Linked DNA regions of Homo sapiens: regions 1 and 3 are each linked to region 2. The links are chromatin loops, found by intact Hi-C in ENCODE. Cell type or tissue: PC-9. All regions are shown on one strand.

Evidence for each region. Hi-C counts contacts between places; a loop is a spot of excess contacts. Peaks named below come from ENCODE experiments on the same cell type or tissue, not always from the same donor. Only the 100,000 strongest peaks of a DNase experiment are listed, where the experiment ranks them.
Region 1: it touches region 2 in a loop (7-fold over the local background); 2 of 110 quality-filtered maps call a loop at or near these places.
Region 3: it touches region 2 in a loop (7-fold over the local background); 3 of 110 quality-filtered maps call a loop at or near these places.

The regions. Positions count from the first base shown.
Region 1 is chr11:69,520,702-69,528,701 of GRCh38, reverse strand. No RefSeq gene overlaps it. Among named protein-coding and RNA genes, the nearest start is that of LINC01488, 43 kb to the right of the region's middle. RefSeq lists a silencer at 5,035-5,235 and enhancers at 6,480-7,236, 7,237-7,994. In PC-9, no CTCF peak of the experiment used is centred here; no DNase peak of the experiment used is centred here.
Region 2 is chr11:69,440,723-69,448,722 of GRCh38, reverse strand. LINC02952 (long intergenic non-protein coding RNA 2952) reads left to right here and starts at 3,757. Exons shown (of 2, transcript NR_186235.1): 1 at 3,757-4,071. LOC124902703 (a long non-coding RNA gene) reads right to left here and starts at 3,900. Exons shown (of 2, transcript XR_007062759.1): 1 at 3,761-3,900; 2 at 1-2,384. RefSeq lists a silencer at 5,064-5,153 and an enhancer at 7,412-7,601. In PC-9, CTCF peaks have their summits at 3,954, 4,155 (motif pointing left) and 6,610 (motif pointing right); DNase peaks (open chromatin) are centred at 4,012, 5,262, 5,782, 6,472 and 1 weaker place; H3K4me3 peaks cover 3,203 bases; H3K27ac peaks cover 4,421 bases.
Region 3 is chr11:69,595,689-69,603,688 of GRCh38, reverse strand. No RefSeq gene overlaps it. Among named protein-coding and RNA genes, the nearest start is that of CCND1, 41 kb to the left of the region's middle. RefSeq lists enhancers at 1,806-2,306, 2,307-2,807. In PC-9, no CTCF peak of the experiment used is centred here; DNase peaks (open chromatin) are centred at 3,978 and 5,368; H3K27ac peaks cover 1,132 bases.

The DNA.
Region 1 (8,000 bases), 80 kb before region 2:
TTGTATTTTTAGTAGAGATAGGGTTTCACCATGTTGGCCAGGATGGTCTCGAACTTTTGACTTCAGGTGATTCTCCCACCTTGGCCTCCCAAAGTGCTAGGATTACAGGCGTGAGCCACCGTACCCAGCCAACACAAAATATTTTTCATGTTTTGAGATCTCACCGTGCTTCGTGACAGCCGAGTTTGTAGCCACCTCCCAAATGCCCCCTGACTTCTCCAAAGCCGTCATCTCTCCAAACAGTATTTGGCTGGTACTAGGTCAGTTTCACTCCCCGCCCCTCCCCCACCCCACCCCTTTATACATAGCTCTGCGATCCACACATTAGCAGATTGTATAGTTGTTATTTTCTGTGGAATTATTTTCTTACGGCTTCTTAGGCATGGGATTATGAGGTCAAACAGTGTGGCACGGGTCTCCTTGGGCACCTGCGTGTCCTGTTCAAGGGCTGTAATGTTGGTTGGAAAAATAAACAAGAGAGGTGGTTGCTTTTCTCTCTGATGTCTATGCTTCAACCCTTATTTGAAACAAAAATGCTTTCCAATAATAACATTCAGTGAATTAATTATGTTTGAGACAGGGTCTCACTCTGTCACTCAGGCTGGAGTGCAGTGGTGCAATCATGGCTCACTGCAACCTCCACCTTTCAGGCTCAAGTGATCCCTCCCACCTCAGTCTCCTGAGCAGCAGGGACCACAGGTGTGCACCACCATGCATGGCTAATTTTTAAATTTTTTGTAGAGACAGGGTCGTGCTATGCTGCCCAGCCTTGATGATAACATTTAAAATAGTTGAGAGAAATGTGGAAAGTACAGAAAATGATTAAAAAGGCAAATAAATCCAGAATGCCACCACCCAGACATCACCACTACTTGCTGGCATTTTCCCTTCCAGATGTTGGTTTGGGTGTGTGTGCCTGCTTGTGTGTGCATGTGTGTACACATGCCTGTGTATGCACACTCTGTATGTCTATATATGCATGTGTACACACACATGCCCATGCATATAAATATATGTAAACATGCTTTTTTTTTTTGAGGTGGAGTCTCTCTCTGTTGCCCAGGCTGGAGTGCAGTGGCTCAATCTCTGCTCACTCCAAACTCCACCTAACGAGTTCAAACCATTCTCATGCCTCAGCCTCTTGAGTAGCTGGGATTACATGTACCTGCCATCATGCCTGGGTAATTTTTGTATTTTTGTAGAGATGGAGTTTCACCATGTTGGTCAGGCTAGTGTTGAAGCCTCAGCCTCCCAAAGTGCTGGGATTACGGGCGTGAGCCACCACACCCAGCCTACTATGTACATACAAGTTTATGTTGCTCAGAGCCAACAATTCAGTATCTGGATTTTTTCCCACTATCTATTTTTCATGGCATTAAAATCAATTCATAAATATTTTAAAGATTCTGTAAAATTCCATTATATGAATTTATTAACACAAGTGATTGTTCCTTTCTGTAGTGTTTTTAAAATAATAAAAACATTTAACAGGACGGCACGGCTCATGCCTGTAATCTCAGCACTTTGGGAGGCCGAGGCAGGCAGATAACGAGGTCAGGAGATCGAGACCATCCTGGCTAACATGGTGAAACCTCATCTGTACTAAAAATACAAAAAATTAGCCTGGCATGGTGGCACACGCCTGTAGTCCCAGCTATTCGGGAGGCTAAGGCAGAAGAATCATTTGAACCTGAGAGGTGGAGGTTGCAGTGAACTGAGATTGCGCCACTGCACTCCAGCCTGGGCGACAGAGCGAGACTCCCTCTCAAAAAAAACAAAAACAAAAACATTTAACAGCAATTATGGCTTATTTTTTCTGGTTACAATTTTCTGGACAACTTGGAAAATACTAAAAACTTTCAAAAAGAAATAAACATCACCCACAACAGAACTATCTGGGGGTGTTTTTATTTTATTTTATGTTCATTTTTATTTTTTTGTCGAGACAGGGTTTTACTCTCTCGCCCAGACTGGAGTGCAGTGGCACGATCATGGCTCCCTGCAGCCTCGAACTTCTGGGCTCAAACCATCTTCTCGCCTCAGCTGCGACTACAGGTGTACGCCACCATACCTGGCTCATTTTGGTATTTTTTGTGGAGGCGAGGTTTCATCGTGTTGCCCAGGCTCGTCTCAAACTCCCAGGTGCAGCGATCCACCCACCTTGGCCTTCCAAAGTGCTGGGTTAATAGGCGTAAGCCCCCACACCCTGCCAAGGGAGTGTTTTAAATTAAGAAAGGGGCACAGTGGCTGAGTCTTCCTTTCAAGAAAATCTGGGCTCCCGACAGCACACACATGTGCAGGGGCCCATTTCTAAGGACTGATGCCCAGGGCTCCCTTGAGCAACCCTCCTGGGGGGCCTGGGACACTCGGAGTCTCCTCTCCTTTGCTGGAGGTCAGGACACAGAGGCCTGACTCGCTCCAAAACTGGGGCCCTGCTCTGGTCCCGGCGTGTGCTCTGGGCCTCTTCCTTCCCACAGGGCATGTGCTTAGGACACTGTCTCCCTCCACTCTCCTGGGCTCATGCTGACCCCTCAGCTCTTCCCCTGTGCCCCTCCCGCTTTAACCCCACTCATTCCCAGGAGTTCTGGAAATCAGCAGCCCTACTGTGTGCACAGCTCGGCACCCCTGCCTGGCTGCCCCATAGCCTGGAGTGCAGAGTCATGCACACAGTAGGGCTCAGGAAAGGCGAGTGGAAACATCTATTTATTTGTTCATTCAATCACTCAGCTCAGCACCCCAGTGTGCCTTGCCTGTGCCAGGCACTGTTCCAGGCACGGGTGTGACAGGGAACAAGGCGTGGCCTGCATGGGCTCTCCTAGTTGGCAAGAGGATTCGACAAGGGTAACTCAATCCATAGTAATATGAGTCTGAGGACAGAGAATCTGGGAAGAGGTAAAATGGGGTGGAGGAGAAGGGAGTGCTGGGGGTTGCTGGTGCTGCTCTTTGGTACAGGGCGGTGGGGACCCCCCAGCAAGGTGATGCCGCACAGAGGCTGAGGGGAGTCGGGGACAGCGAGTTCCCGCAGCAGGATCTGCAGGTGCAGGCATCCTGGGTGCACTTTTGCTTGGCGTTCCTGAGAAACAGCAACGAGGCCCTGGCTGGAGTGGGGCAGGGGAGAGGCTCTAGGAGGCTGGCTCTGAGGATGTGGTGGGCTCCAGCAGGGACCCTGAGTTCTATCCTAATCGAGGGTAAGTTCCGAAATGTTTACCAGGTGGGGCACCACAACCAGACCCTGAAGCAGGTTCTGGAGTCCCCACTTCCCGTGCCAAGTGCCAACCCTTTAGTTGCCAGATTATGGGGAAGTCTGGCGGCTCCTCGGAAAGCAGTGCATAATAACCACTGTGGATGTAGGGACACATTCTAATAGCCTGCGCAGCCACCCCTGAGCACCACGGACCAGCAGCTGTCATGCTGAGTGAGAGGATGGCCACCGCAGGTGTGCGGCAGGAACAGCCCCTCCTCCTGTGCGAGGAGAGGCCCGTGGAGGCAAGCATGGGGACGGGGCGGGCAGGGATGAGGGCAGAGGGGGCAAGTGTGGGGACGGGGCAGGCAGACATGGGGGCAGGCCCAGGGAGCAGGTCCCGCGGTGGCCCTCCAGGGTGCCTCTCTACCTGTGCAGCCTCTCCTTTCAGGCCCCCTGGCAACTCCAGCCCCAGTTCCCCCCAGCCCCTCATCACACCGCGCAGGGTGATGAAAATTCTCCATCTTGGGTGTTTTGCTGTCATTTCCCGAGGGAGCCATTTGCCCCCAAGGGGACCGTGAGCTCCTTGGGGCTTCCATGACAGCAGCGATATTTGTCTTTGGACACAGACAGACCTGACCTGAAATCTCTGCCCCATCACTTGCAAGCCATGACTTGGTTCCGGTCACTTTCCTTTCTCGGTCTCCACTGTTTTGTCTGAACTTGAGGGGTGACGCCTGCCTATTTCATGAGTCATTGCAAAGACTAAAGGAGGGACGGCAAGCAAAGCAGAGGCCAGCATCTGGTAGGTGTGCAGGAAGTGGTGGCCGATAGCTGTGTCCTCAGGGCCCCCACTCCCCAGCGCCTTGGCAAGAAGTTGGGCCGCTGTCAGGCGACACCCACGCCTCCTCCAGCCGCCGGGAGGGAGAGGGCTGCATTCCTGGAAGAAGCCCAGGCTTTATTTATCTATTTATCTATTTACCCAGCAACTCATCTCTTTATTTCCAACTCTAACATCATCTCATTAGGGAGGCACCAATAAGGACAAAAAAAGTGAAATTGATACCAGGTCCTTTTTAAGTGGGGAGCTGGCTGCCTGCGGCCTCGGGAGAGAGGCTGCTTTCTGATCTCTTTCCAGTGAGTGGGTGCCCTGGGGCTTCTGCGGAGAGTTTCCTAAGATCCCTCTCCATACCAGGCCAGCCACCTCCGTCCTTCACCACATCAGGGGAAGGCTACACGCTGCTTCAAAGTCACAGCAACGCTCTGCAATTGGAAACATGCATGTTTTGCAAAGTATCAATTTAGCAACTAGTTCAATTGGCCAGGCGGGGCAGGCCAGCTGGTTGAGTTTCTATTCAGGAATGGCATATAGCCTGGAGTTCAGAAGGCCTGGGTTCGAGCCCTGGATTTGGCATTCACTAGCTGGGTGACATTAGACAAGTTTGTGCCTCCTTCTGGCTCTGGTGTCCTGGTTCCTAGGTGGAAAACCACCCAGGAGCCATTATTGACTGGTTCAGACCATATGGAAGACACAGAAGAGAAAAGGTTTCCCAGACCAAACCTTGGGATGCTTAGTAGAGGAATCTCATTCCACATTATCAGGCTCAGCTCTTGAATTGCTAGTGGAACTGGTAGCAACCTATCCTTGGCTTCTCTGTCAGTTTGGGCTGTTTTGTGACAGGAAGCAGAAAACCCACCCCAAAGTGGCCCACCCAGTTGGGAAGGGTGGTGGCAGGTAGGCTTCCGGTGCAGTTTAACCAGGGCTCTGGCTTCAGAGTTCAGCAGTTCTCTTGCTGTGTCTGCTTCTTGTTGGTGCTGTTATTGGGCTAGGTTACCTCATGGCAACAAAGTAGCTGCAGTAGCTCCAGGCTTTGTATCTGCACCCCTTACTGGTCAGAGCGAGAGAGAGGTCTTAATCTAACAGAAGTCTTGAGCCTTGTTCTGGTTAGACCAACCTGAGTTAATCACTGTGGCCAGGGAAGTGCTGTGTGCTTGCTGATCAGCTGAGTTGTTTTTGATCCCTAAAGGAGTCACTCTGGCAAGGGGGTTAAGATGATCGTGATTATCTTAGACCAAACAGACGCCACTCTGCAATTTGGAGTGGGGTGGACTCTGCAGAAACCACCTAGCTGTCACACATGGGCAGTCTGGGGAGATCTAAACCTACTATGGGATCAGCTCCTGCCATCAGACTCTAAGCCATCCAGTCTCTGGGCTGGGGCCATCCATTCAACCTTCTGGGATGACCTGGAATCTGGGCTCTGAATGTGGCTCCAAAGTGGCAGTGCCCTTCTACAAGCACAGCTTTGAGAAAAACAGAGCAGGGAAATGCACGTTTATTCTCTTCTACTGTGCACTAACCTCTTTTGCCTGTGCCACCTCACCTGTCCTCACAACAGCCATAATGCCCTTGTGCAGGTCAGGATATGGGCACAGTGAAACGAGGTAGTCTCTTCACTGTCCTCAGCAAGTGAGCTGCAGAGAGGGTTCTTCCAGACTCCAGTGGCCTGTCAGCAGACCTGATTAGCTTTGACTCCAAGGAGGCTGTGAATTGTGGAGGGAGGGATTGGAATAGAAATATTCTAGAATCAGGGGATGGTAGGTTATGCTGATAATGGGGTCCTTATAGATTGTGAGCATCCCAGATAAGCTGAGGTTTTGGAAAGAGAATACTTGGATTAGGGTCCTGCAGCTACCACTTATGACCAGGAGACTTACCTGAACTTCCTGAGTTCTGTGGTGACATAGTTCAGATATTTGTCCTTGCCCACATCTCGTGTTGAACTGTAATCCTCAATGCTGGAGGTCAGGCCTGCTGGGAGGTGTCGGGGTCCTGGAGGCAGATCCCTCATGGCTTGGTGCTGTCTTTGTGATAGTGAGTTCTTGTGAGATCTGGTTGTTTATCTGGCACCGGCTTCACTCTCTCTCTCTCTTGCTCCTGCTTCACCTTCTGCCATGATCGTAAGCTTCCCTAGGTCTCCCCAGAAGCCAAGAAGATGCCAGCTCCATGATTTGTGTAAAGCCCGCAGAACTGTGAGCCAATTAAATCTTTTTCTTTATAAATTACTCAGACTCAGCTGGGCGCGGTGGCTCACGCCTGTAATCCCAGCACTTTGGGAGGCCAAGGTGGGCGGATCACGAGGTCAGGAGATCGAGACCATCCTGGCTAACATGGTGAAACCCTGTCTCTACTAAAAATACATAAAATTAGCCGGGCGTGGTGACAGGTGCCTGTAGTACCAGCTACTCAGGAGGCTGAGGCAGAAGAATGGCATGAACCCAGGAAGCAGAACTTGCAGTGAGCCGAGATCGCGCCACTGCACTCCAGCCTGGGTGACAGAGTGAGACTCCATCTCAAAAATAAAAATAAAAATAAAAATAAAAAAATAAATAAATAAACAAATTACTCAGTCTTGGGTATTTCTTTATAGCAATACAACAATGGCCTAATGTAGAAAATTGGTACTAAGAGTGGGGTATGGAGGTATTAATATGAGGATACCTGAAAATGTGGAAGCAGCTTTGGAACTGGGTAAGGAGCAGAGGTTAGAAGAGTTTGGAGAGCTCAGAAGAAGACATGAAGATGAGAGACAGTTTGGAACCTCTTAGAGAATGGTTAAATGATTGTGACCAAAATGCTGATAGTGATATGGACAGTGAAGTCTAGGCTGCCAAAGTCTCAGGTGGAAATGAGAAACTTATTGGGAACTGGAACAAAGATCACATGTGTTAAGCCTTAGTAAAGAATTCGGTTGCATCGTGGTCATGCCCTAGGGGTCTGTGGAAGCTTGAGCTTAATTTGCTAGAGATATTTGCATAACTAAAAGGAAGCCAAGTGCTACTATCCAAGACAATGGGAAAAGACCTCAAAGGCATTTCAGAGACCTTCACGGCAGCCCCTCCCATCACAGGCCCCGAGACCTAGAAGGGAAGATTGGTTTCAGGGCCCAAGTCCAGGGCCTTCCTGCCCTGTGCAGCCTCAGGACATTGCTTCCTGCATCCAGGCTGCTCCAGCTCTAGCTGGGGCTCAAAGGTGTCCAGGTATAGCCCAAGCTGCTACTTTGGAGAATGCAAGCTGTAAACCTTTGTGGCTTCCCCATGGTGTTAAGCCTGAGGTGCACAGAATAGTGCAACAGTGAAAGAGGTTTGGCAGTTTCTGCCTAGATTTCCGAAGATGCATGGAAAAGGTTGGTTATCCAGGCACGAGCCTGCTGCAGGGGTGGAGCCTTCACAGAGAACCTCGACTAGGGCAGTGTGGGGAGAAAATGTGGGGTTGGAGCTCCCACACAGAGTATCTACTGGGGAACTGACTAGTGCAGCTGTGAGAAGGGGGCCACCATCCTCCAGACTCAAGAATGGTAGATTTTTTGGCAGCTTGCACCATGCACCTGCAAGAGTTATAGGCACTAACACCAGCCCATGAAAGCAGCTGTGGGGGCTGAACCCTGTGAATCCACAGAGGCAGAGCTCCCCAAGGCCTTGGAAGCTGCCCCTTGCATCAGTGTGCCCTGGATGCAGGATATGAAGTCAAAGGAGATTATTTTGGAACTGCAGGATTTAATGACTGCCCTGCTGGGTTTTGAACTTGCATGGGGGCTATAACCCCTTTCTTTTAGCCAGTTTCTCCCTTTTGGAATGGAGATGTTTATCCAATGCCTATACCCCCATTGAATCTTGGGGGTAACTAACTTGTTTTTGATTTTACAGGCTCATAAGTGAAAGGGATTTGCCTTGTCTCAGATGAGACTTTGGACTTTTGAGTTAATGCTGGAATGAGTCAAGACTTTAGGGGACTCTTGAGAAGGCATGATTGTATTTT
Region 2 (8,000 bases):
GTCTACTCCCACACCTGGGAAGTCAGGGGCAAAAGACATGGGCTGAGATGGGGGTGAAAACCACAAGGGTTGGGGGAAGATAAGGAAGAACTTTCTTCACTTCCCCACCTTCTGGTTCTAAGTTTAGAATTTTCACTTTTCACTCACAATGATTGTCCTTTTGCTAATGGAAGATCCTCTGTGGATCCAGCAGAAGTCCTGCCTCCCCCACCCAAATTTCCTCTGTAAAAGAGAAATCTCTTCACACCCATGGAGGGGCCTTGCTTTTATCATGTTCTTCCATTTTGAACTACGAGCTGCTTTTTTCATGATTCTATCTCTTGGGGCACTGAGGAGCTGTTTGGCCATTTCCGCAGGGCACAGAGAACACAGGACGGTTTTGCAAAACTGCAGATGATGCTCTGTGGGAGGCTAAGGAGGGGGAGCCTCTCTAGACCTAAGCTGGGGTGCCTTCTGTTTTTAAAAATAATAGAGATGGTGGGGGTCTCATTATGTTGCCCAGGCTGGTCTTAAACTCCTGGTCTCAAGTGATCCTCCTGCCTCCGAAAGTGCTGGGATTACAGGCATGAGCCACCGCATTCAGCCATCAGCTGAGGTGCCTTCTGTTGCCTGAGTGTTGCTGTGCCCCAGATGGCCAGGTGAGCTGCAAGGAGGCTTTGCACTGTCATGTGAGCCTTTGCACACCTGAGCAGGCTCCGTGCAGCCACAGTGCTTGTCAGGCACGGCTGGCATGGCTGGCATGGCTGGGCCTGGAGTTTGTTTATATTTCCTCCTTAACAGCTGACTCAGAGGTAGCTTGTGGCTCCCTGGCCTCAGCGATATAAATTCATTCAATTGGCAACCATGCACAGAGGTCCTACTACCCACCAGGCTCTCATCCAGGTGCAGGGGTGATGCAGAGAACAAAATAGGCGAAAGCTCCTGTCCTGACGCAGCTCAGCTTCTGGAGAGTGGAAACCTCATAGTCAAAATGAATAAAACTCCAAAGTCATTTAGAAGGAGATCACAGCTGTGGAGACAATCCCAGGCAGTGGGGACACAGGGAGGCCCCAGAGCTGAGGGAAGGGATTGCTGTTTTAGAGAGAGTGGTTGGGGAAGGCCTTGAAAGTTGATTGAGATTTGAAGGAGGTGAGGCAGAGGGGCACATGGACACCTCAGGGAAGCCACAGACCCTGCAAAGGCCCTGAGGCTGTGAAATATCCAAGCAATTCCAAGAACAGCAAGGAGGACAGGACTCCAAGGCCACTGGAACTCCCTCGTCGACCCCCTTCTGATGGTCTGACGGGGCCTGGACAAGTAGCTGGATGAGCTGTACCATCAGCCCATTTTCTCCTGCCCACTTTATCCCTCATCATTAACCAACTTCCCTTCTCTCCTCCCCTCCCGGGAGTTCCACCCAGCCCCAACCAGAACCAAGCCTGGGTCCAGCTTTGGAAACTCATGCCTGGCTGGCAGGAGCAGCAGCTGTGCCCACACACCATTCCCAGAGTAACAGTTGAATGTGGAGCTTCAGGCCAGGCGGCGTGGCTCACGCCTGTAATCCCAACACTTTGGGAGGCCGAGGTGGTTGGATCACCTAAGGTCAGGAGTTCGAGACCAGCCTGGCTAACATGGTGAAACCCTGTCTTTACTAAAAATACAAAAATTAGCTGAGCGTGGTGGTGCACACCTGTAATCCCAGCTACTAGGGAGGCTGAGACAGGAGAATTGTTGAATCTGTGAGGTGGAGGTGCAGTAAGCCAAGATCACGCCACTGCACTCTAGCCTGGGTGACAGAGAGAGACTCCATCTCAGAAAAAAAAAAAAGAATGTGGAGGTTCAAAACTTGGGATATTTGGGAGACTCCCCAAAGGCTGAGTCATGCTCTGGCCTGAATGTCATCCTGTCCTTGCTCCGTGGAAGAGCAGTGGAAATAAATTCATTGTCCCCCATTAGGAAAAGCAGAGGCCATGATAGTGGTGCTGTTCTCAGGCCCAGAAAAACCTGAGGAACATGCTCCACACCTTTTTGCAGGTGGGGATCTACAGGCCAGAGAAGGGAGGAGGCCTGCCGGGGGGACACGAAGTTAGTTGGTGGCAAAGGAGGGGCCCAGAAACCAGGTCTTCTAGCTTGGATGGTTGAAGACTAAAGACTGTTTACGAAAATTTCCAGATCTCTGCTTTCTGAGCAAATAGAATTGTTCTTCTCATCCCCGTTGAAATCAGGTGTGGTGGCATGACTTGATTGACCAGTGAAATGTGAGTGGAAGAGGTCTCAGTCACTTGTGAGCAGAAGTTTTAAGAACCAGCTCGTGCATCTGGCCTCCATGATGATGGAGGTCTGGGTGGGACTCGATCCTCCATCAGCCTGGGTCCCTGGAGCACGTCTGGAGCGGGCCCTCACTCCTTGCATGTGTGGCACAAGAAGAAGACAAACGTTGGTTATCTGAAGCTGGCGGTCAGCAGACGCCAGCCTGTGGGCAATTTCTCAATATCATTTTATAGGAATGCAGCCCACTCATTGGTGTGCTGTCTGCCACGCTTTTGTGTTACAATAGCAGAGTTGAGGAGTTGCGACAGAGACTGAATGGCCTGCAAAGCCTAAAATATATATTAAAAGTAGCCGGGCACGGTGGCTCACAACTGTAATGTCAGCACTTTGGGAGGCTGAGGCGGGTGGATCACTTGAGGTCAGGAGTTGGAGACCAGCCTGGCCAACGTGGCAAAACCCTGTCTCTACTAAAAATACAAAAATTAGCTGGATATGGCGGTGGGCACCTGTAATCCCAGCTACTCGGGAGGCTGAGGCAGGAGAATTGCTTGAACCTGGGAGGTGGATGTTGCAGTGAACCGAGATCGCGCCACTGCACTCCAGCCTGGGCAACAGAGTGAGACTGTGTCTCCAAAAACAATAGCAACAACAAAAGTACACGTCACTCTTTACAGAAACCATTTGCTGATCCTGCTGGCAGCCATTGAGATCTGGGGGCCTGTTTGTTGCCATAGCATGGCCTAGCGCATTCTGACCGATACACTTTCTAATCATGCCGAGAACTTCTGAGTGCCGTCTCATGAGCAAAACGTGCGCTATATTAGTACTGTAGCAAAGCGCTTCTGGCCTGTCTCCACGGGCTGAGTGCAGAGCCTCCATTACAGTCATCATTTTATGTCAGGAAGGGAAGGTCCAAGGAGGTGGCCGGTCTGAAGTGACCTCGGGCTTCTCCAGGCCTCTGCCACCCACGCTAAAATGAGAAGCCCCTGAGAATTTTTAAGTTTTGTCTGCATTGTGGAAGCCAGGACGCAGAGGCAGAAGGAGACCCATGGGCCTTTCTATCCCAACACCAACCGTTTAAAACAACAGAAGAAAAGGGAAGCCGGTCCAGCCCAGAGCAGAAATGAGGAGTGGTAGGATCCGGCTGCCCCAGGCCGCCCAGCTCCTCTGTCTGCTTCCTCTATTTGTGCCGGGCAGCCCCCAACTCCCTGGCTTATGTGGCCTGTGGAGGGACCAGCTGTGGCGGGCAACAATTTTGTCCAACCCCAGGCCTTGGTGTCCGCGTCCCTCTGTGTGCACCCTCTTCCTGCGTGGGTGCTGCAGAGCCAACGTGAGGGGCCCACAGGCAGGGGCACCCTTCTCTGCCCCCCACCAAACAGAGGCTGCTGGGGTGGAACCCGAGGTCCTGCGGGAGGGGTGCTGGCCGCTGGGAAAAGCCCGTGTCCGGGCCCCGCCCTCCGTCTCCCCCGCAGCCCTGGCTTACTGGGCTCTCCTCTCCCGGATCTCATACCTCACATTCCCCAGCACGGTTCCGACAGGCCCATGAGTGGGGAGTCCTCATGGCCTGGGAAGGTGGCCGAGAAAGTTTGAACAGCTGCAGAGCCTGCCCGTCCACTCTCTCCAGCCACATTTGTGTGTGTGTGTGTGTGTGTGTGTGTGTGTTGTGTTTTGACCAACCTCTTAGGCTTATGTAACACACTTGGAAGTCAAGAAGTAAGGACTCATTACTGACAGCCTCAGAGAGGCTTGCGAAACACTTGCTGTGAAGAAATCTTTCCATTGAGAAAAAGTTCCCTGGTGCTCATGCTCCCAGTGGCTCAGGTATGTGGCTGGGGGTGACGGTGGTGTGAGAAGCAGGGGTCCCCAGGGCTCCAGAGCCCAGCGCCCCCTGCCGGAGCTGTGTCGCGCCCGGAAATGGAATTGAGCATCGCTTTTGTCCTCTATGTCACTGCTCACGTCACCACCAACAACCGACGTCGGTGACTAAACTCTCGCCGCGTATCAGGCACTATGCTGGGCCCCTGCGTTTGTGATTTTCCTGGGCGCGTGCATGACCAAGGGCTAGGTGCTCCTACGCCCATTTTATAGAGGAGGACACAGGCAAGGCGGTGGGGTCGGGGCCCTTGTCAGCAGGCTGCCACCCCACACCTCCCTGAGGTACATGCAAAAGCAGACCCCTCCCCTCCCCACAGGTATAGCTCTATGTGGGCCCTTTGCATGAGTGTATTTTTAAGCTACTTGCTAGATCCCAAGAGGAAATGAGTGCTCATCCTGCAGGGAGAGGCCAGCATTCCACTGGGCCATTTCCCTTTTCAGAGAGCTGATGTGGAGGATTCTGCGCCGTTCTTGGCCATGCCGTCATCTGGGGCCCCAGGAACCTTACAGACCCGAGGGCCAGGGTTTGGGGCCCAGAGCCCAGCAGATAGCCATCTTAGAAGCATTCTCCCCAGGACCAGGGCTGCTAAACCCAACCCCACATCTCCCACACAAATGCGTCTTTCACTGGGGCTCTGGAAACCGGAGACCATGTAAATCCAAGAAGATGAAATTGTGTGGGTCTGGGCCGCAGCTACAGACTGAGACTCAGCAGCCGAGGGGCCCCAGCCTCAGAGGGAACTCAATGAATTTGTCAGGGAACTGAAAACAGATGATTTCAATCAGCAGGGGAAAAAAATGACTTCATGGCCACAGTTGACCGAAGCAAGCGGCGTTCGGCTGCCAGGCCCTGCCTGGGAGGCGCTTCCAGAAAGCCTGGCCTCTTCCGCAGCCTCTGGCCGGGGTCTTCCCTGCGAGGAGCCAGCGCCGCTCGAGCCGCAGCATGGCCCGGCAGAAGGCACGGCGGCCGTGATGGGGCTGGCGGGGCGCGGTGATAACCCGGGCTCCCCGCCCCCGCGCTTCCTCTCCGCTGCGCTTTCATGAATGGCCCCGCTTCCCAAACAGCCGATTGGCTGAACCCCCGGCCGCGACGCCCAATCAGCGGCTGTGGCCGCCTGGTCTCCGCTCCGCGTGGGGCCTCGGTCCTGCAGCCATGAATGGCGCAGCCTCAGCTGCCTGCAGCCACCGCCTACCTTGCGGGGGCCGCCTCCCCCCGAGGGAGGAGGAGCAGGGGATTTTTTCTTTCCCCCAGACTGTTCAGGGTTCTGGTGCAATTGTGTCAATCTGAGGCTTGGCTGGAGCTCCTGACAATAGCCCTTGGGCTTCCAAGGTTGACATTCAAGGTCTTGTGACAGTGAAAGGGCTTGCATAGTTAGAAATGAATTTCTTTGCCTATAGCCCGGGCTGATTCCAGTTCCAGGGAAAGAACGGCAGCCTTTCCGTGTAAGCAGGCAGCCCTGCTGGGGACAAAGACAGGGCCGTGGGAGGAGGTGGGGCCCCTTCCTGGCCAGTGCTGGGGGGGGCGGACACGTGCAAACTGCTGGGAACTTCGCCTGCAAACCAGAGGGCTTTGGCCACCCCTCTTGGTCACTGGCCTTGTCCTAGCTTCATATGCCACGTGCATGAAGCGGCTGGGGCCCCTGTCGGGGAACCCAGCCATTCCGCTGCATTTCCTGTTAAGTAGGAAAACATGTTCTGTTTGCTGATGTTATAAAGAAGGCATGTGTTTACAAATGCTCATTGGGGAGAGCGTGGTTAATGGGCCAGCTTCCGGCCTCACCTCCCCAGATGAAGTGATTGTGTGGCTGACAGAATGGGCCTGCTCTTCAGGGGAAGACCCCCTACTCGGGAAAATTAGACTCAGCAGAAGCCAGAATTCAAAGCTGTCTAGAAAGTGCTTTTGCAAGGTGGGTTGAGGCCAGGATGAGGAAGGCCTCGAATGCCAAAGTGAGGAGGTGTCCCAAGCCCTGGGGAGTCATGGAAGGCTGGTGAGATGCAGAGTGAGATTCCGGAGTGTTTCAGAAGCTTGACTCTTCCCCGGCAGGGACTTCTCTGCCAACACACCTACCCTGAGCATGGCTGGGGTGACCTTTTATGGAACTTCCAAATTAGAACTGTGCAAACAGCTTCCTGTGACCCCTTGATGAGCCCCATTTTAAAGATGAGAAAACTGAGGTTCAGAGTAATCTGCAAAGGGTCCCACAATTTGGGAGTGGCGAGACCAGGACTGGACCCTATCTCTGCCTGATGCCATAGGGGAAAGGCACACCCAGGTGCTGCACGCCCACAGGGACTGGTGTGAGGAGGCTTCAGCAAAAAAATGCGGGCAGATCACTAAACACTGGGGCAGGCACTGACTCATTGCTGCAGTGGTTAGGATCAGAACTGGTGAGAAATGTACCTGCTCCCAAATTTCTATGAGCCAGACTCTGGTCTCCCAGGTAGATTCGTGAGGCCATGAGTATGCAGCAGGGGGCGGCCTGACAAATTCATGTAGATTTCCAGTTGTAGCATCTATTTTTTTTTTCTTTTTTTTTGAGATGGAGTTTCGCTCTTGTTACCCAGGCTGGAGTGCAGTGGTGTGATCTCAGCTCACCGCAACCTCCGCCTCCCAGGCTCAAGTGATTCTCCTGCCTCAGCCTCCCAAGTAGCTGGGATTGCAGGCTTGCGCCATCACATCTGGCTAATTTCGTATTTTTAGTAGAGACGGGGTTTCTCCATGTTGGTCAGGCTGGTCTCAAACTCCTAACCTCAGGTGATCCGCCTGCCTTGAGATGGAGTCTCACTCTGTCGCCCAGGCTGGAGTGCAGTGGTGTGATCTCCATTCACTGCAACCTCCACCTCCTGGGTTCAAGCGATTCTTCTACCTCAGCCTCCTGAGTATCTGGGATTACAGGCATGCGCCACCACACCCAGCTAATTTTTGTATTTTTAGTAGAGACGGGGTTTCAACATGTTGGCCAGGCTGGTCTCAAACTCCTGACCTCAGTTGATCCACCCACCTCGGCCTCCTGGAGTTCTGGGATTACAGGCATGAGCCACCTTGCCTGGCCTGTAGCATCTATTTCTGCCAGCCTAATGCCCAGTATCTGTTTTTAACCTTCTAGTTCAGCAGTTTGTAAAATTTCTGGTCTTGGGACCCATTTGCCTCTTAAAAGTTATCGAGGACCCCAGAGAGATTTTGTTGATATGGGTTTTATCTACTGATATTTACTGAGTTAGAAATGAAAACATAGAAATTTGTAAAATGCATGATTCTGCAAGCATACATTCTGTTAGCTCTCAGAGTGACAGTGTCATCATGGGTCCTATGGCCTCTGGGAAACTCCACTGCACAGTCATGAGAGAATGAAGAGAGAATGAAAGGAAAAAAGACAATTCATGCCTCAGTGTCTTCATGAAATTAACTGCAACCTCTCAGACCTCCTGAAACCACACTTTGAGAACTGCTCTACAGAGAGCAGATTGAGCTGGGCGGCGGGTGCCTGGCGAAAGCTTCATTTCCCAGCCTTCTTGTGGCTAGGTCCGGCCATGCCATACCCTGGCTGAATGGACTGTGAGCCATCCTCCATGGTGCTGGGCAACATGATAGATCTGTGAGTGAAGGAGTCATTGCAGTGGCCACATCCTGCCTCTGACCAATGAGCTTTTCCCTTCTTCTCCGCCTTCCACAGGCTGGGGTATAAATGAGGCATGGGTCAATTTGGCCCTCGTAGACAGGGCAACCCTCAGGTGTGACAGAGCCTGGGTGACCAGTATCATGCTGCCATATTTGTTTTTTGTTTTTTGTTTGTTTGGTTTTTGTTGTTGTTGTTTTGGAGATGGAGTTTCGCTCTTGTTGCCCAGGCTAGAGTGCAATGGCGCGAACTCGGCTC
Region 3 (8,000 bases), 150 kb before region 2:
GGATGCATCGACTTGCCTTCTTCCTGCCGACAAGCTGCTTATGCAAAGCAGCCCCCAGTATTCGTATGGAGGGTGGGGGTAGGGAGACTCTCATGCGTTTACTTTGAAAAGTCTCCTCCTGACAATCAAAAACATTCTCAGGAAACATGCCTTGCTGTGGATGATCCCCACACCCCCTGCCCTCCTGTCTTCAGAAAAACAAATGAGTGGTTTTTCTACAGAAAGGTGTAGAGGTAACTGAGGGAAGCCTGTGATGGGAGAGGAAATTCCCCGTTTTTCATGTCCCCCTTATAACCGAGGGCCTCCTTCTCCGAGGTGCTCTACTGAGCTTCATCCTTCCACATTCTTTCCCCTTGACTGACTCTCAAAGGATCCATTTCAACGCGGAAGAAAAAACTCCAGCATCTTGGATGATGGTCGCTGATTCTGACACTCAGATATGTTGTCGGTTAAACAGATAGCTTTGGCTCAGTGATATCGGACAATTGACCTCTTGGTGCACAGACTCCCAGCAGCCTCGCTCCCAAAGGGGGTCTTAGGGGAAGCCAGGTCCACAGATCAGGAGCCCCTAGGGGACCTGAGATGGGTCTAGGGTTTCAGTTTCATCTGTGATCTTTTCGGTGAGGTGTGTTCAGTCAGCGACTTCCTAGGAGGAAGCCTTCAGCTGCATGGAAAGAAATTTAAGTTCCTATTCTCTGTCCCCAGAGTCATTTAAATGGGGCCAGTGTCGGAGACCGGAGCGTGATCCTGCGCTGTGCCCGTGTGCGATACCATCTCAGTTGCCACTGAGCTCGGCCTGCTGGGGAGGAGGAAGGTGGCCTGCCCCAGGGAGTCAAGAAATTCAATCCAAGTCCATTTTTAACTCGATGAACATTGATTGACAATTTAGTAGGTCTTACGTGGAATGCAAGGAGGAATACATTAAAAGACAGAGTCTCTGCTGAAGGTAGGAATGTACATAACTAGCATAATGCAAGTGGGGATGTGGTATGTATATTAAGAGGGGCACGAGAATGTGCTGCAGAAATGATTCTATCTTGGAGAAGTGGGGAGGCACTGCAGGTGGATGACAGCTGGATCCTGAAGGGCAAATGCAGTGTCAGTGAATGTAGTAGTGTCTTGATCTGCTGGGGCTGCCATGATGAGCTATTGCAGATGGGGAGGCTTAAACAACAGAAATTGATCCTCTCACCATCCTGGGGCTGGAAGTCCCAGATTAAGGTGTCACAGGGCTGGTTGCTCCTGAGTCTTCTCTCTATGGTTTATAGTTGACTGCTTTCTCCCTGTGTCCTCCAGGGTGGTCTTTCTGTGCGTGTCTGTGTCCTCCTCTCCTCTTACAGGGACATCGATCAGATGGGATTAAGGCCCACCCATGTGATCTCACTGGACTTAAATTACCTCTTCGAAGTCCCTGTTCCCAAAAACAGTGTCACATCCTGAGATATGGGGGGTTAGGACATCAACACATAAATATTTGAGGGACATAATTCAACCCGTGCTAAGGGAGAAAGAGGCCTTTCCATGGAGGGGACAGAGTCAGCAAAGCCAGAAGGATATGAAAGGGCAGGGTCTCTGGCCAGGCTTCTCAGATGCAGAGCCTGAGACAAGGGTTTGGGTCCATGGGATTGATTGACAGAGGGCTTTCAAGAGAAAGAAAGTGAGAGAGGCTAGATGGGGCAGGGGAGGCTCAGCACAGTGGTGGTTTCAGCCCCACAGGGGGCTCTGGAGTGTGACCTGCATCACAGAGTCAGTCCCACAGTGAGGCATGGGGGCCCTTAGACCCCCAGGGTCAGTCAGTCAGTCACTGACTATGGCCCTACCAGGCAGGGTGGTTCTGGTGGGATGTTCCAGGCCAGGTGGCTTTCATGCAGTCAATGTCAATTCTTGGCTCAGGACATGGCTGTCAGTCCTCAGCAGCTTTCATCAGAGACTAGGGGATGCTCCCAGAAGCCAGGCCAACACAGGGGACCTGGATGGTGAGCTTGGGGATGAGAAAGCGGCTGCTCTGCTGTGTTGACCACAGGGCTCTGAAGTGGATGCTGGAAAAGTAGTCGGTCTGGAGAGACTTGAAGGCCAAGCCAGGAATCTGGACTTTGACTGTAGGAGGGGAGTTTCCATCTGAGCTGTGCGGCCGGTCCTGCATACTGCACCCTCTTGTAAACATGTGGATTCACCCCAGGCTCAGCTGGGCCCAGGAAGCTGCAGGTTCCCACCTTCAGGTTTCTCCTGGCCAGGCTGGCCCTCAAAGCTGGGCGTGAAGCAGCTGTTGTCTCCCATGGCCTCTGCTCTCGGCCTCCTCTCTGCCACCGTGGTCTTGCACATGTAGGGACCTCATCAAGGGTTTAACAGGAAACTCATGGGGCCCAGCGCCTGCATCTGGAGAGCCACCTCCCTTCTACTCTTTGGGCTTTTATGAAAAAGAGTCCATTTAAATCTGATGAATAAGTCAAAATGAATTGAATAAATAAACGAATATGTGCATCTCTGCAGAGGATGTGGCTGCCTGGTGGAGAGGCCAGCGGGCCTGCCAAAGAACAAAGGCAGGCGAGGACTGGCCACAGTCCTGGGGCCTGGTGGGGGTATGGAGCCCAGGGGTTATCGAGAGCCAAGGAGGAGTGGAAATATGGTTGGCTTTGCTTCCTTCCCTGTTCATCAGTGGTGGTCCTATTAACACTTGCCCTGTCAGCTCCATCCACGGTTGCTTTGAGTGAAGGCCTCCCAGTGTCATTACCGTCATCACCGCATGTTGGAAAATGATAATGTGTTTGAATTTCCTGAGTACACATGAATTTCCGAGGTCTGAATGTGGCACTGGGTCCCAGGCGAGAAGGGGTTTACACAGGGAGAGTTCTGTTGGGACGCACACGCTCCCATGTGGGTGCCGCTCCGCAGGCCACTGTCCCTCCCAAGAGGCGCAGATATGGGGTCTGGAGCTGCCCGTTGCCAGCAGTTCTTCCTGCTGTGGGTGCTGGCCTTGGTCAGTGCCCACGGAAGGTCTCTTCTCTGGACCCTAAGTGGCCAGTTGGCTAAGGAAGGAAACTAGTATTAACTCATCACTCTACTGAATCCATCTAAGCTCCAGGGATGGAGACATGGGGGTGGAGGGTGGTGCTGACTCAAGTGAAATCTTGCCCCAGCTTTGATTCTGCTTGGACGATGGAGGAGGATCCCAGGAAAGTCTCCTCACCCCTACCCCTAGGGTGGCTTAGGAATGCACTGACATTTTGGTTTCCTCCTTCCAAAAATAATAATTTGCACATAACAGACAATTTCTTTCAAAAACAGAGACCCATGTTATAAAAAGGGCAACACCCTGCTAGAGATAGACCACCTCATGGTGGAAACAAATAGCTTGTTTTATAAACTGTACTCCATTCCTTATAGAAATTGTGTTTCCTCTCCAGTGTACCCCGCAACCCTGATGCACCAGATGGACATTGATGGGGAGTGTCTGCAGATCTAACGGGAGCTCAGCTTCACGTTCGACTTGGGTGGCAGCTATGCCATGTGGAACTGTAAAGATTCTGGTACTCGATTTTTATAAAACTACGATACTTATTTTTAAAACTGACAGGCAAAGGAAGAGAGGCAGAAATGCTAATTTAACTCAAGCTGACTTTTTTTTTTTTTTTTAGCTGACTTTGAGACATGACAGAAGTCTGGAAAAGATAAAGCAACAAGTTCAAACGTATAACGCTTACTTTTACTCCGCATCAAAGCAAACCAAACATCGAGAAGACCTATATGCAGAGCTAAAATACTCAATTGATCCTTTTTTTCCCCACTGACCGGCTCCTGGGAAACATGGATGCCTCAGCCTCTTAAATAACGCTGCTAACAGCGGGCCAATTGTGCAGCAGGACGGGCACTGCCCCAGGTAGCCGATAACTTCCTGTGTTGAAACGATGACTTGGAGATTTCATCATGATATCTTTGCACACCAGGAAATATCATCTTTCAGACCTGCCATTTCTTAATCGGTGAGAATGCTATTAAAGTCGATGTCTTAATTAAGCCTAGCATTAGCCAAGGAATTACAGGCATCCGAAGGCTTAGCTGTCTGGTGGGATCCAGTTTCATGAGGCAGGATTAGGTGCACGGCTGGGAACTCCAAGGGGGAGATCCCTGGCTGCGAAGAGAACAGGAACATCTCTGGAGAAACCTGCAGGGTGTGCCTGGTGGGCAGGAACTCAGAAACTCTCTTTGCCTCTCCAGCCTCTTTAACCCATTTTATTACAATTGGTCAGTTTGTTTATGCTATAAATGAATATGTACAGCCAGGCTCCTCGGACTTCTAGGCCTTTGTTTAACTCCTCTGGCCTCTGTTTTCAATCTGAGAAATGGGTTTCATTCTCAAGTGCCCAAGTAGACTGATCACAAACAGCTCTGAAATCTAACTTTGGAGTATGGGACGTAGTACTGAGCCAGGGGGCTGAGCCCTGGGCTCTGGCCTGGCCCCACCACCCCCAAAGCATTTGCACCATGGAGTGTTAAGATTGAGAGGTAAGGGTAGGAAAGCTTTCTGGTCTTGAACTCCTGGGCTCCAGCAATTCTCCCACCTTGGCCTCCCAAAGTGCTGGGATTAAAGGAGTGAGTCACTGTGCTGGAGTGGAGTGTTGCTGTCATGGCTCACTACAGCCTCGAACTCTTGGGCTCAAGCGATCCTCCTACCTCTCAGCCTCTCAAGTAGCTGGGACTGCAGGAGTGCCACCATGCCTGGCTAATTTTTCTATTTTCAGTAGAGATGGGGTTTCACCATGTTGCCCTGGCTGGTCTTGAACTCTTGGGCTCAAGCAATCCTCCCACTGCTGCCTCCCCAAGTGCTGAGATTACAGGTGTGAACCACCATACCTGGCCAGGAAAGCTTTCTGAACACCTGAATTCATGTACCTAGGTAAATGATTATTATTAGCAAAGCAAGGAGAGCTGCCTCCATCTGCTTAGGGTGTTATAACAAAATACCACAGACTGGGTGGCTTAAACAACAGAATTTTCTCACAATTCTGGAAGCCAGACGTCCAAGACCAAGGTTCCTGTTGGGTTTAGCTCCTGGTGAGGGCTCCCTTCCTGGCTGCCAGACTGCCGCCTTCTTGCTGTGTCTTTGCATGGTGGAGGAAGAGAGGGAGTAGGCTGTCTGGTGTCTCTTGCTCTTCCTATAGGGCCACAGTCCTATCAGACTAGAGCTACACCCTAATTTGACCAGGGCCACACTTGATCAGTGGCCCTCCAGGGATGACCAACCACCTGTCCAGACCCTTCCAGGCTAGAGGCTGGGGCTGCTGAGTGGACCCTGAGCCTGACGCAAGAGTAGGCAGAGCCATGCTACTCCTGCCCACCGGGTGGCTGTCAGCACCAACTATGGGGACCCGGAACCCATGTGCCATGCATAAGGAAGTGGTTACATCCCTCTGGCCATATTTCCGGGGAACTCTGCTTCCTCTTGACAGCACAAGGACTCAGGGGCTGTGAGCACATAAGCAAGTCCTTCCTACCCCAGGTGCTCACACCATGGGGACACCTGTCCTGACGTCAGTCCCCAGTTCTCACAAAAGCTCATGGCCATTCCTTTTTTCTAAGTAAATCTCAGGCTGCATCAATTGTAACAGTGACAATGATTATAATGATAATAATAAAATTTTAAAAGGCTGGCCTGGTATTGCCAGTGTCTTGTGTCTGGCACCAACACTGTGTCTACTTGGAATCACCATAAGATGAGACAAATTCTACGCCATTTCCTCAGCTCCCAGTGCACAGAGGCCTGGAGATTTTGCTGGACTAGAGAGAGGACTTTCTCCTGAATGTTCTACACTCTGTGCCTGGAGTCCCACGGGCCAATGCACCTCCTGGCCTGGTGGGAAGGGACACGAAGCACTGGCCTCCCCTATCCTGTGGGATTGGCCCCCTTAAGTGATGCTGGAGTCCTGAGCCCTGGTACCCATGAACGGGAATGTGACCTTGTTTGGAAATAGGGTCTCTGCAGATGATTAAGATGAGGTCATTAGGACGGGCACTAATCCAACATGACTGTGGCCCTCATGAAAAGGGGAAATCACACAGAGGGGCAACCAAGGGGAGACGCAGGGAGAGGAGGCCATTGACAAGCCAAGGAGTGCGTGGGGCCCCCAGCAGCGAAGGAGAGGCGTGGCACGGGTTTCCCTCAGACAGAACCAACCCTCCTGGCACCTTCAGTATGGACCTGGGGCCTCCGGAACTGTGAGTGGATACATTTCGATTGTTAGGCCACTCGGTCTGTGGGCCTTGTTATGACATCCTGAGCAGGGGACTGCATCCTGTGGGCCAGTCATTCCCCTCCTACTTGTGGGGGCTGGTAAACCTGCAGGTTGGAGCTGCCCTTTGGAGAGAGGCGTCCCCTGGGGACAGAGGATGGGATGCTAGCCTGTCCATAGAGAGAAACCCCGGTGCTCCTGGGGTTCCCACCCCGTCGCACTGCCAGGGCTACGGGAAGGATGCTTGCTTGCCCCCTCCCATGGCAGGTACTCCATGCGCCTTTGGTTTGCAGGTGAGGGAAATTCGAACTGGAGGTGGCTTTGCTGGAGCCTGTGGTTGGGCTGAGCAGCCTACACCCCCCTCTGAGGCAGCAGCAGAAATCAGGGGTGACCAGGGGCAGGCCCGATGTCACCACCCTCTTCACATCATCACTGGCAGGGCCAACTGGGCACAGCCTGGACAGGTTCTCAGAGCCCCTCAGCTTCTTCCTGCAGGGACCCCCTAGGAAGGTAGCCAAGAGCTCAGCCACCTGACAAAGCCAGCACCCACACTTCGCCTCTCAGGGGACAGAATGCTGGGAGGGTGACTCTCGCATGGTGGCTCCTGGCTGGAGGGGTCACTGGGTGGGGTCGGCTCTGTGTCTCCACTGCCCAGCCTGCCCAACAAAGTGTCTGTTGTTTCCAGGACAGGCACACAGTAGGGTCCGTTTTGTTGCTGTTGAAGAAGAAGAAAAAGATCTCTAATAAGCCCCATTAAGACTTGAGTCAACACAGTCCCTAGAGGTCCAGGAGTGGCCAAAATGTCTGCGTGTAGCCATGTCCCTGTGTCTGGCAAGGAGAGTGTGAGGACGAGGCATGAGGTCCTGGGAGTTCTGGGGAAAGAAAGCAGTTGGGAAGGGGCCACCGTGTGCCCAGCCACGGGTCTGTGGTGATGGTGGCTGGGATGTGCCTGTCACTCCTTCACCTGACAAGTCCTGAAAGCCAAGGCGCTCGCATGGTGCTGGATGCTGAGTCCAAGGACTAGAGGGACCCTCGTGGTCCTGCAGGTGCTCCCAGTGAGGTAGAAGGGGATGCTGGGCTTCTGAGCGCAGGTGGGCGGTGTCCACCTGGGGACTCTAGGGACAGGAAGATGGTAATGGGATGGCCAAGGTGAGACACCAAGGTGGCATTTGCTGCTGCCAGAGCCCATCATCTAACAGAAGGAAGCAACTCTGTGTGTGTGTGAGCATGTGTGTGTGTGAGCATGTGTGAGCGCGTGTGTGAGCCTGTGTGAGCACGTGTGTATGTGAGTGTGTGAGCCTGTGTGTATGTGTGTGTGAGCCTGTGCATGACCATGTGTGTGAGTGTGTGTATGTGAGCGTGTGTGTGAGCATGTTTGTGTGTGTGGGCCTGTGTACATGAGTGCGTGTGTGTATGTGAGTGTGTGTGAGCGTGTGTGAGGATGTGTTATGTGAGCATGTGTGTGTGAAAGCATAAGTGTGCATGTGTGTGTCAGCATGTGTGTGAGAGCGTGTGGGTATAAGCATGTGTGCGCATAAGCATGTGTGTGCATGACAGCATGTGTGTATGTGTGTATTGTGAGCGTGTGTGAGGGCATGTGTGTGTATGTCAGTGTGTGTGAGTATGTGTGTGAGTATGTGTGTGCATGTGAGCATGTGTGTGAGCATATGTGTGCATGTGTGTGAGCATGCGAGAGTGTGTGTGTGAGAAAGCGTGTGTGTGGATGCGAGCGTGTGTGAGCGTGTGTGTACCAGAGGGCCTTCCTAGAATAAG